2 separate regions of the Homo sapiens genome follow, and region 2 is linked to region 1. Evidence: chromatin contacts called from ENCODE Hi-C data. All regions are on one chromosome and are shown on one strand. The core of a region is the stretch at or near the end of the contact, and the rest is flanking DNA. Distances in the headings are between cores, read along the strand shown. Region 1 overlaps LOC127898557 (a long non-coding RNA gene). Region 2 has its middle 35 kb from the start of LINC03074.

What was found. A loop is a pair of places that touch in the nucleus more often than their neighbours do. Pooled maps may share reads with other maps.
Region 2: a loop to region 1 is called in a map of esophagus muscularis mucosa, with 4 times the contacts of the local background. The contact joins two enhancer-like sites. A Hi-C loop is called at or near these places in 1 of 168 maps with a recorded cell type or tissue (esophagus muscularis mucosa) and 7 of 50 pooled maps.

Annotation. Positions count from the first base shown.
Region 1 is chr4:151,805,295-151,809,672 of GRCh38, reverse strand. The region is part of intron 2 of LOC127898557 (a long non-coding RNA gene); the gene reads right to left. The region is part of intron 2 of LOC105377488 (a long non-coding RNA gene); the gene reads right to left. Among named protein-coding and RNA genes, the nearest start is that of GATB, 46 kb to the right of the region's middle. Within about 2 kb of position 2,377, at least 5 of the 41 ENCODE cell types and tissues checked have a DNase peak (open chromatin) inside an H3K27ac peak, as active enhancers do.
Region 2 is chr4:151,989,018-151,993,395 of GRCh38, reverse strand. No RefSeq gene overlaps it. Among named protein-coding and RNA genes, the nearest start is that of LINC03074, 35 kb to the right of the region's middle. Within about 2 kb of position 2,320, at least 4 of the 41 ENCODE cell types and tissues checked have a DNase peak (open chromatin) inside an H3K27ac peak, as active enhancers do.

The DNA of each region.
Region 1 (4,378 bases), core at 1,128-3,627:
GCAGAGAACATTTGTCAAGGCTGGCCCGTGAGCACAGTGCTGCTGCCATCATGGTGCCGGAAAGCTAGAGTCTGTGGAAAACCCAGTGTGCTGAGGTGGCCCTGGGGTGGCCACAATTGCTCTGTACAGGAAGCTGGACGTCTTCATTCTGGCCCCCGCTCTGCTCCCTGAAAAAGGCTTCCTGACCTTAGTTTCTCTATCTGTGAAATAGGTACTGAGATACTTGCTCTGTTTAGGTTACAGGATTTTAGTGAGGATTGAGAGAACCAGCAAGTGCAAAAGCAAACCAGAAACTGTCAGCCTTCAACCAAAATAAGGATTACTCAGGGAAGATGAGTAGGATTTGGTCTCATCTCAAGCAAGACAATGATGCTCTGGGTTTGGGGAAGGGATGGAATGTGTGAGGATAAAGAAATCTTCAGGATCATGAAAGAGATTGTTTTCAAAGTTAAAAGTAAGACATCCTTCATATTAGGAAAAAAATAACTGTAAGAAATTGTTGTTTGAAGCTTGAAGAGTGAAAGTTTCAGAGGCCCAACTCCTCTCAGGAGGATAAGTATGGAAAATAAGTTACTCTTGAGGGTAATTAATTGAAACAGAGGGCGAATGAGTCCAAAATGCACTTACATCCCTTTCAAATTGAAGGGAACAGAGAGCTTAAGAAAAGAGGGGAGGGGCAAGGAGGTAAAGATCAATGTTGAAAAGGCAAACATGCTCTTTTCTTTAAATGAGTGTGACCTCAGACATGGGGTTAGCACAGACAGGTATGTCCCAGCCCCATAATTCCCTTTCTAACCTACTAGCTGTGTTTGCGCAGGCGCCTGCCATTGGGAAGCGCTCTGCGAGCTTTCCTGGGATTGTGCCTCATGAGCCATCACCTGTCACTATGTGTATTTCAAGCCTACTTCTTCCTCTCCCTGACCTGTGAGATGCTAAGAGGAGGAGGGATGGGGTGTCATGCAATATGGAAACCACTTTAAACATCCACTGGGCTGATGGCAATAACAAAATTTATGTAATCCATGAAAGCACAGAATTGGGTAATAAAACTGGATAAATCATTTCTCTTTGTAAAGCAAATTCTCACCAACTGCCACCCAGATCATAACATATGAGGAGCACTGCTCTTCACCTGGGTGCACCTGCCCCCACCAAAAATGAAGTGCCTTGATGCCTCTGAGGATTATGCAGATGTGGGCATTATTTATACATCTGTGTGATGCATCAAGTATCAGAAGGTGTCTCCGGGCATGAGTCACAAGGCCTCTAAAAGCAATGACTCTTTTATAGGGTTTTAGATTACGGTGATTTTCCGTAAATCCTGCCAGAGTCACACAACAGGCCAAGAGCAATTAACATTAATTAAATGATCCCCACAAAGAGGTTGCCTCGCTGACACACTGATAACCTCTAAATGCACTTAGCCTGCTACATTCTTGAAGGTGTTCCTTCAGCTGCTCCGGGGGCACTGGGCAGGCTCCCGCTGCCCTGGGCGGCTGCACACACACGTGGAACACCACTGTTCCTGCTGCGATGTGTGCATAAGAACTACCTGGAGATCATGCTAAAATGAGATTCTGATTCAGGAGGTCACAGATGGCACCTGGGATTCTGCATTTCTAACAAGCTCCTTGATGATGTTGACGCTGCTCATCCCCAGACCACACTTTGAGAAACAACACTGTACAAAGCCCCGGACACAGACCCGGGGAGTGGGGGGAGGGGGTGGCCTGGGTTGGGTACAGGAGAGCAACTCTAAACATCCAGTGCATTGCTAATGTGCTGGCCTCTCCAGCCTGCTTTTCCTATCCCCGGGAACCACCAGTGAAGAGAACTAAGCAAGCAGGACATTGTGCAGATGCTAGGGTTAACATCAAAGCTGACCAAAACCAGCTTCTGAGAAAAAAAAAAAAAAAGGAGTCCAGGAATAGCTCCACCCTCATCCCCTCTGCATTTTGCACCTGTCTTTTAGAGAAATCACCTGGGATTTTCTAAAGAAAGCCACACCCCACCATTATGAAGCACTTGGAGTTGGAGCTTTTTCCAAGATGGAAGGGTGGGGACCAGAAGACAACCTCTTTAGTGGCGCCAAGAACTCCTGTCCCTAGGCAGAGAGACACTTCTCTGTCTTTACACCACAGGGCACGATGATGAAACTGGATTTAAAGGCTGGCACACCGCCAGTAATGAGGGCCAGGGTAGGGAGCTGGGGACTATAAAGGCCAAGAAATCAGGGTGTAGAGAGAGGAGGCAGGAAGAATGTGAGTAGTGGGTGCGTCAGGAATGGGCAAAGGTCAAACATTTGAAAAATAGCCCGAGAAGCTTTGGCAGGGACTTCCTGACTGTGGAGTGGTGACAGCCGTGAGGAGGTGACCCAAGTGTGGCAGCCAGCAGAAGGAAAGAGCACTCGGTCAGGGCCAGGATGGGAAATTTAGAGAAAATAGTACAGAGAGAAGTTAGGAAGCTACCAGGGCCCATCTCGGGGAGCAGATGTGAGTTTGTGGCAGCCCTATAAAATTGTAGGCCAATCAGTTGTAAAATTATATCACAATTTTATAAAGATGCGGCTGCAGAAAGCATCAGTAACAACTGGGAGTGGAAGGTTTCCATTTTAATTCAGTAATGACATGGATGAAGTTAGAAATGTCTCATGAGTCCACAGAAAGGGGTTTGGATACTTCTCTTAAAGTAACCTTGTAGCATTTCCTGATCAAAAATAAATTCAAGCATGAAAATATTGGGGAAGGAAAAGGGGAAAGTTCACTTTGGTTGATGAGATCTTAGAAAAAGAAGTCACAGGAGAAGCGGAGGAGAAGGCCCAGGCATTTTACACAGAGAATTCTTGGGATTCCTCAGAGACTGGAGTCATCTGACCAAGAAATGTGCCCTTGGGTCTGTAGCCTTTTTCTTCTCTCTGACACCCTTCCTCCGTGGATTTTCAGTGCAACACGAGCCAAGCTGGCTATTAATAGAGCAAGAACAATTTTACCACGGGATGTGGTGTTTAATTTAAAGAGACGTCAAAGAGTGAGGGGCAGATGGCTGGGCAGGCAGTGCTTCCCAATGACCTTGGTGAGCCCCTGACTCATCCCAGATCTTACAGATCCAGAAATGTGCTCTGACGAATGAGCCCTGAGTTGATCAAGCTTTAGTGAAAAAAATGAGAAATGGATAAGCCAGGGGTCTGCGTATTAATTTCTAGTAGATCTATGGGTAGCTTGAGAAATGAGAACAGTTATCAGTTCGGGTGATCATTTCTGGAAAGGTGTTCAACTCAAGGGACTCAATTATATATCTCAAGATCACCAGCATGTGGAAAATCCCAAACCTTAAAGCTCAAACAGAAAAATAAGCAAGTAATTCTCAAAACACTCCTTCCTCACACCATAGTGAAAGAATGACCAATTCTTGTTTATCCCACTCTACCTTCCCATAAATTTAGTGCACCCCCCTCTCCTGCAAGCACAGCTTCACTCTTACTGGTTATTTGATTGGTTTCCTAGGGCTGCCTTAACAAGGTACTACAATTCAGCGGCTTAAAACCAGAAGTGTAGGGCCGGGCGCGGTGGCTCACGCCTGTAATCCCGGCACTTTGGGAGGCCGAGGCGGGCGGATCACGAGGTCAGGAGATGGAGACCATCCTGGCTAACACGGCAAAACCCCATCTCTACCAAAAATACAAAAAATTAGCCGGGCATGGTGGCGGGCGCCTGTAGTCCCAGCTACTCGGCAGGCTGAGGCAGGAGAATGGCGTGAACCCGGGAGGCGGAGCTGGCAGTGAGCCGAAATCGCGCCACTGCACTCCAGCCTGGGCAACAGAGTGAGACTCCGTCTCAGAAAAAAAAAAAAACACCAGAAGTGTATTCTTTTCTCACAGTCTGGAGGCCAGAAGTCCTAGGTCAAGGTGCCAGCAGGGCTGTGCTCCCTTTGAAACCCATAGGGTTTCACCCTTGCCTCTTCCTAGCTTCTACTGGCTTGCTGTCAACCTTTGGCTTTCCTTGGCTTATAGCTACCAACTCCAATCTCTGCCTTCATTGTCACATGGCATTCTCCCTGTGCGTCTCAGTGTCTCTTCTCCTCTTATAAGGACACTAGAAGTCTATCCTACTCCAGTATTTCATCTTTTATCTACATCCATTATCCTCATCTTAACTAATTACATCTGCAACAACCTTATTTCCAAACAAGGTCACATTCTGAGGCATAGGGGATTAAGACTTCAATTTTTGGGGGGGACATAATTCAACCCATAACATAACCATAACCATAATCATAACCGTTATGCCACAGTGTGGTTCAATTTCCAGGCCGGTGTTGAGATAACCATGGCTAAGTCCAGACCCTGCCTTTAAGGATTCCACACTCTATTGAAAGATAT
Region 2 (4,378 bases), core at 1,071-3,570, 180 kb before region 1:
TGTGTCTGTTTCACAGCCACCTCTTCCGATTTCCAGCCAGTGAAACTCCTACTGTAGGGCTCTCGCCTCTGTTTCCTTGGTACAGACCTAAAGCTCCAAGACAGGCCCAGTCAGTTTCCCACAAGGGCAAGTGCACAGTGAGGAGACTACCAATACCGCTTGAGCTTTCCTTGGGCATTCTCACTTTTATTTTGTCTTGTTTTTATGTTTGCAATATGTAAATTAATTACCAGTGCATCTTGCAAGTGGGTTATGCCCAGCCACAATTCAACTGTTACTCTGCAGCCTTGACAATTCCACCAGCTATAGGCATAACTGTGGTGACAAGTTGGAATTTGCATATTAGCAGCCATCAGTATACTGCTTTACCGTGAACCCAAATGAGAATTCCAGCCCCCTCCAGGCTGTTATTACAGGCACCCAATACCACAAGCACATTCAAAAACAGATGCCTTCATTAAGGTCTCCCCTTTACCTCATTGTTATGCAAATCACCCAAATGAAGGAGTCTAAAAAGTGCTGGAGAGGTGATGGAAAAGCATCTTAAGTAAGTAACAAGTCAATGTTCCGGGCATTCCTTGATTAATTGGGAGTTATAGCAAAATACACCAGGCTTTAGCCAATGGGAACTTGCTGATAACAAATTACCTTTGAATACCCTCCAGTAATGTGAGAAACTCCCTTTTGCTACTTATGTAAATTCCCTGTGGGTTTTTTCCCCCCACTTTTCCTTCAGGAGCAGAGGTGGAAGGGAAGAAGTGGGGAGGGGAAGGCGTGGCCAGCTGCAAATATTCAAGCTAATTAGCCAAGGGCAGTGGTGCAGGCTTCTGGGCTGTGTCAGGACAGGGTGGACCCGCATGCTTAATAATAGCAGCCTAATGGGTTCCACCCCTAAAAGATGTATGATGGAAAGATGGCATGAATAATTCAGCAAGCATGAGGTCCCGAACCCACAGTTTCTCTGATAAAGTGGAAAGCCACAAGCCTCAGGTACCAAGTTTCAAACCCATCAGGGCTTAATCTCCTTCTTTCAGAGCTTTGTAACTAAGTGCTGTGTAGGTGTGAAAAGCCTTATTACCATGTAATTTTGTTGGGAACAGATTTCCAAGTACCTGCTTTACTTTACATTCACATACACAAAAAAGATCAAAATGCATTTTATTTCCTAACAATAGCCAATTTGGCTATAATTATAGTAAAATACCAAATTTTAAGGCATGGCGCCCAAGTGACTCCCCACGTCACTCCCCTCCATACATGAATATCTTCTTATTTATTGCCTTTCCCATAATGAACTTTGAGATAAACAACAGAAAAAGTAATTTGTTTTTTGACAATGCTGAACCTTTGAATAGAGAAAATCACACAGTTGAACACAAGAGTGCAGTCCTGTGTGGTAAGTGGTATCCATGGCAACCAATAGATTTTTATGCTAAGTCTGGCCTTTAAAAACATTTCACGTTTACCACTGAGAAAAAGATGGCCTTGATTTAAAAATGATACAACAAGTACCTCGAATGGGCATGCTTTCTGCTCTGCGCTGCAAACACAATTAAGAGGCATCTCTTCAGCACCAGATCACCTCAATAGTATCTGTGTCATCCTTGACGTACATCGTGGCCGGCTTGGAAAAAGAAAAGGTTGGATGTTTTGTACTCTGCGGCGGGGGCCAAGGTAGTTTGTTTTTCACTTGTTCTCCTTGTATTTAACACCACGAGTAAAAAATAGGGAGTAAAAATAGCATGTTGGCCTCTTATCTTAGTCTGTGATCATGGTGACAGTGAAAATATTATGGCCTGCTTCTCTTGGGAGCAACTCCAATCACACTGGCTTATTATAACTTGAAATAACGGATGGAGAAATACCTTCCATACCAGCTTCAGACTGAGCACCCTAAATTAGTTTCTGTTCACATTTAGAAAGTTGGGTGCCAAAAATGGAATGCAGTTGTGGCAAAGAGAGGTTGTTGCTTTAATGGTATCTTTGAATAAAATGAGAAAGGAGAAGCCCCCTTTTTCTTTTAAAAAGAAAAAGAAAGAGAGAGACTTGATCTATGCTGCATCAAAGGAAGGAAATGAAATTAATGTCCTCGAAAGGAGTTTGTTTTGCTGAGCTGTTTTTCAGTTCTTTGATAGCTTCCTTTCTAAGGTGGCATTTCTGTTTCCTTTTGCAAAGAGTGTTATATTTATTCCTCAAAATGAGATTATTTTGGCCACATCAAGTGTTAGAGAAACTCCTCAATGTACTTCCTCTGTAGATATTTTTCAGCTGGAGTGCTTCTGCAGTCAATTGGTATAATGGGCTGAACTACATCCTCCCCAAATTCCCCCCCAGAGCCCTAACTCCCACTACTTCAATGTGACTGTATTTGGAGACAGGACATTTAAGGGAGTGAATATGTTAAAATGAGGCCATTAGGGTGGGCCCTAATCCAATCTGACTGGAGTCATAAGAAGAGAAAATTTGAATGCACAGAGACAGCAGGGATGTGTGTGTGCACAGAGGAAAGACCATGTGAGGACGCAGTGAGAAGGCGGCCGTCTGCAAGCCAATGAATGAGGCCTCAGAAGAAATCCCATCTGCCAACACCTTGATCTTGGACTTCCAGTCTCCAGAACTGTGAGAAGATAAATTCCTGTTGTGTAAGCCACCCGGTCTGTAGAATTTTGTTATGGCAACCTGGGCAAACTAATACAACTGGGGTGGGAGCGGGATGTCCCTTTACAGAAAAGACAGCTTTTCAGAAGGTGGGTTCGTCAGGACACCAGGGAAGGGAGCTCAAGTTTAAAGAGAGAAAGCATTCGGCTGCTCTGTCTTCCCTAAGGTATGGTTTTTTGGGATATGGGTCTATTTCATAAACACCTCTCCTGCCTCCTCTGACTCACCCATCCATAATTGTCAGTGGCAAATGGGACCGATTTACAACTCCTCACTGTTGGTTTTGATGAATCATGGATAATTTCTGAGTCGTCAACATTTTATAAAGAGGAAAGTTAACATTTCCTTCATACCACCAAATACCTGAGAGATGACATAGACCCAGGAGGGTGGTGATGCCAAAAAGGAATGGGGAGGGAGGAGGTGCTGCACTTGGTCCTCACATCAATAAGCTTTACTTGATGCCTGGGACTTGGGCCCAGGACCACACATCAGCCACCTGCCCAAAGGCACAAGCCATTCATCTTTCCGAGATAATTTTCTCCCTTCAGCCCACAGAGAGCTCTGGGCTATCTTTGGCCAGGGAAAGAAAGTTGACTGTTTCACTCAGTAAAACATAAATCACTCTCTTTAGGCCTTGTTAACTTTTACTTATAAACTGTTTTAATGTAGAACTGTCAGGACCCTGTGAAAATAATGGGTGGTGACAGGTTTAGGATTAAAATCTTCTCAGGTAGTTAGGATGGTGAGTTAGGTTATAAATTGTTTTTAAAGAGCTGAGGCGTGGACTATGGGCTTCATATGCTTACTTCAAATGGACACCAATGAGCCATCTGGGATAAGTATATGCTAGTAATACATCTTAATTATTTGTCAGCAAAGCCATCTTAATAAGAGATGTCTTTCATTTTGATTAAAATGACCCTTGGTAATCTCTAAAGTGTCTTGACTGAAAAAACTCCATTGAAAGGGAGAAGCTGAGTCTTCCAGGGCTTGGGATTTTATGTCTCAAGCAAGGAGAACTGACTCAGAAAAATGGATCAACCAATGTAAAGAAATAGCTCAAGTGTCCAATTATATGGATGTGTCAGTAACTCTCAGATGATCTTATTTGCTTCAGTGCCAGGGCATCAGTAGGCTCATGATTTCTCTCAAAGCTGATCCTATCTCAGGGCTTGCTGGACAGGCATGGCTGTGTAACCACAGGGAAGCAGGGTTCGAGAAAGGGCCAGGACATGCTATTATACCCCAGAGAGGAGGCAGGTGCTACTGAGCATCATTTGTGGAATATGGAAGTTCAATGGGTTGGCAAAGCAAACAGCAGCCATCTCTAGCCTTAGGGAAGTAAATGGTGTTCTCAGGAGACTAAGAAGAATGGATTTCCATCATGTGAATGAAGCTCAAATGGGAATCTGGGCAAGACTGGGCTGAGTCCTGGGTTGAGAGAGGAGCCGACCTGTACTCTTCAGAGCTCAGGCCCAGGAGTTCGATGATCCAGTTCCTCCCAGCAAGCACTTCTCAGTGCTTGGGGAACACACAGGGGCATGATAGTCACACAGAGGCACCCCTGAGAGGTCAGACTCCCAGGACTATTCATTCATTCATTCATTCATTCATTCATTCTTTAACAGTTATTGTATCCCTACTCTGTGCCAGCACGAATCAAAGGCCTGGGGTACTTCCATGAACAAAACCAACTAAAATCCATCTCCGCATGAAT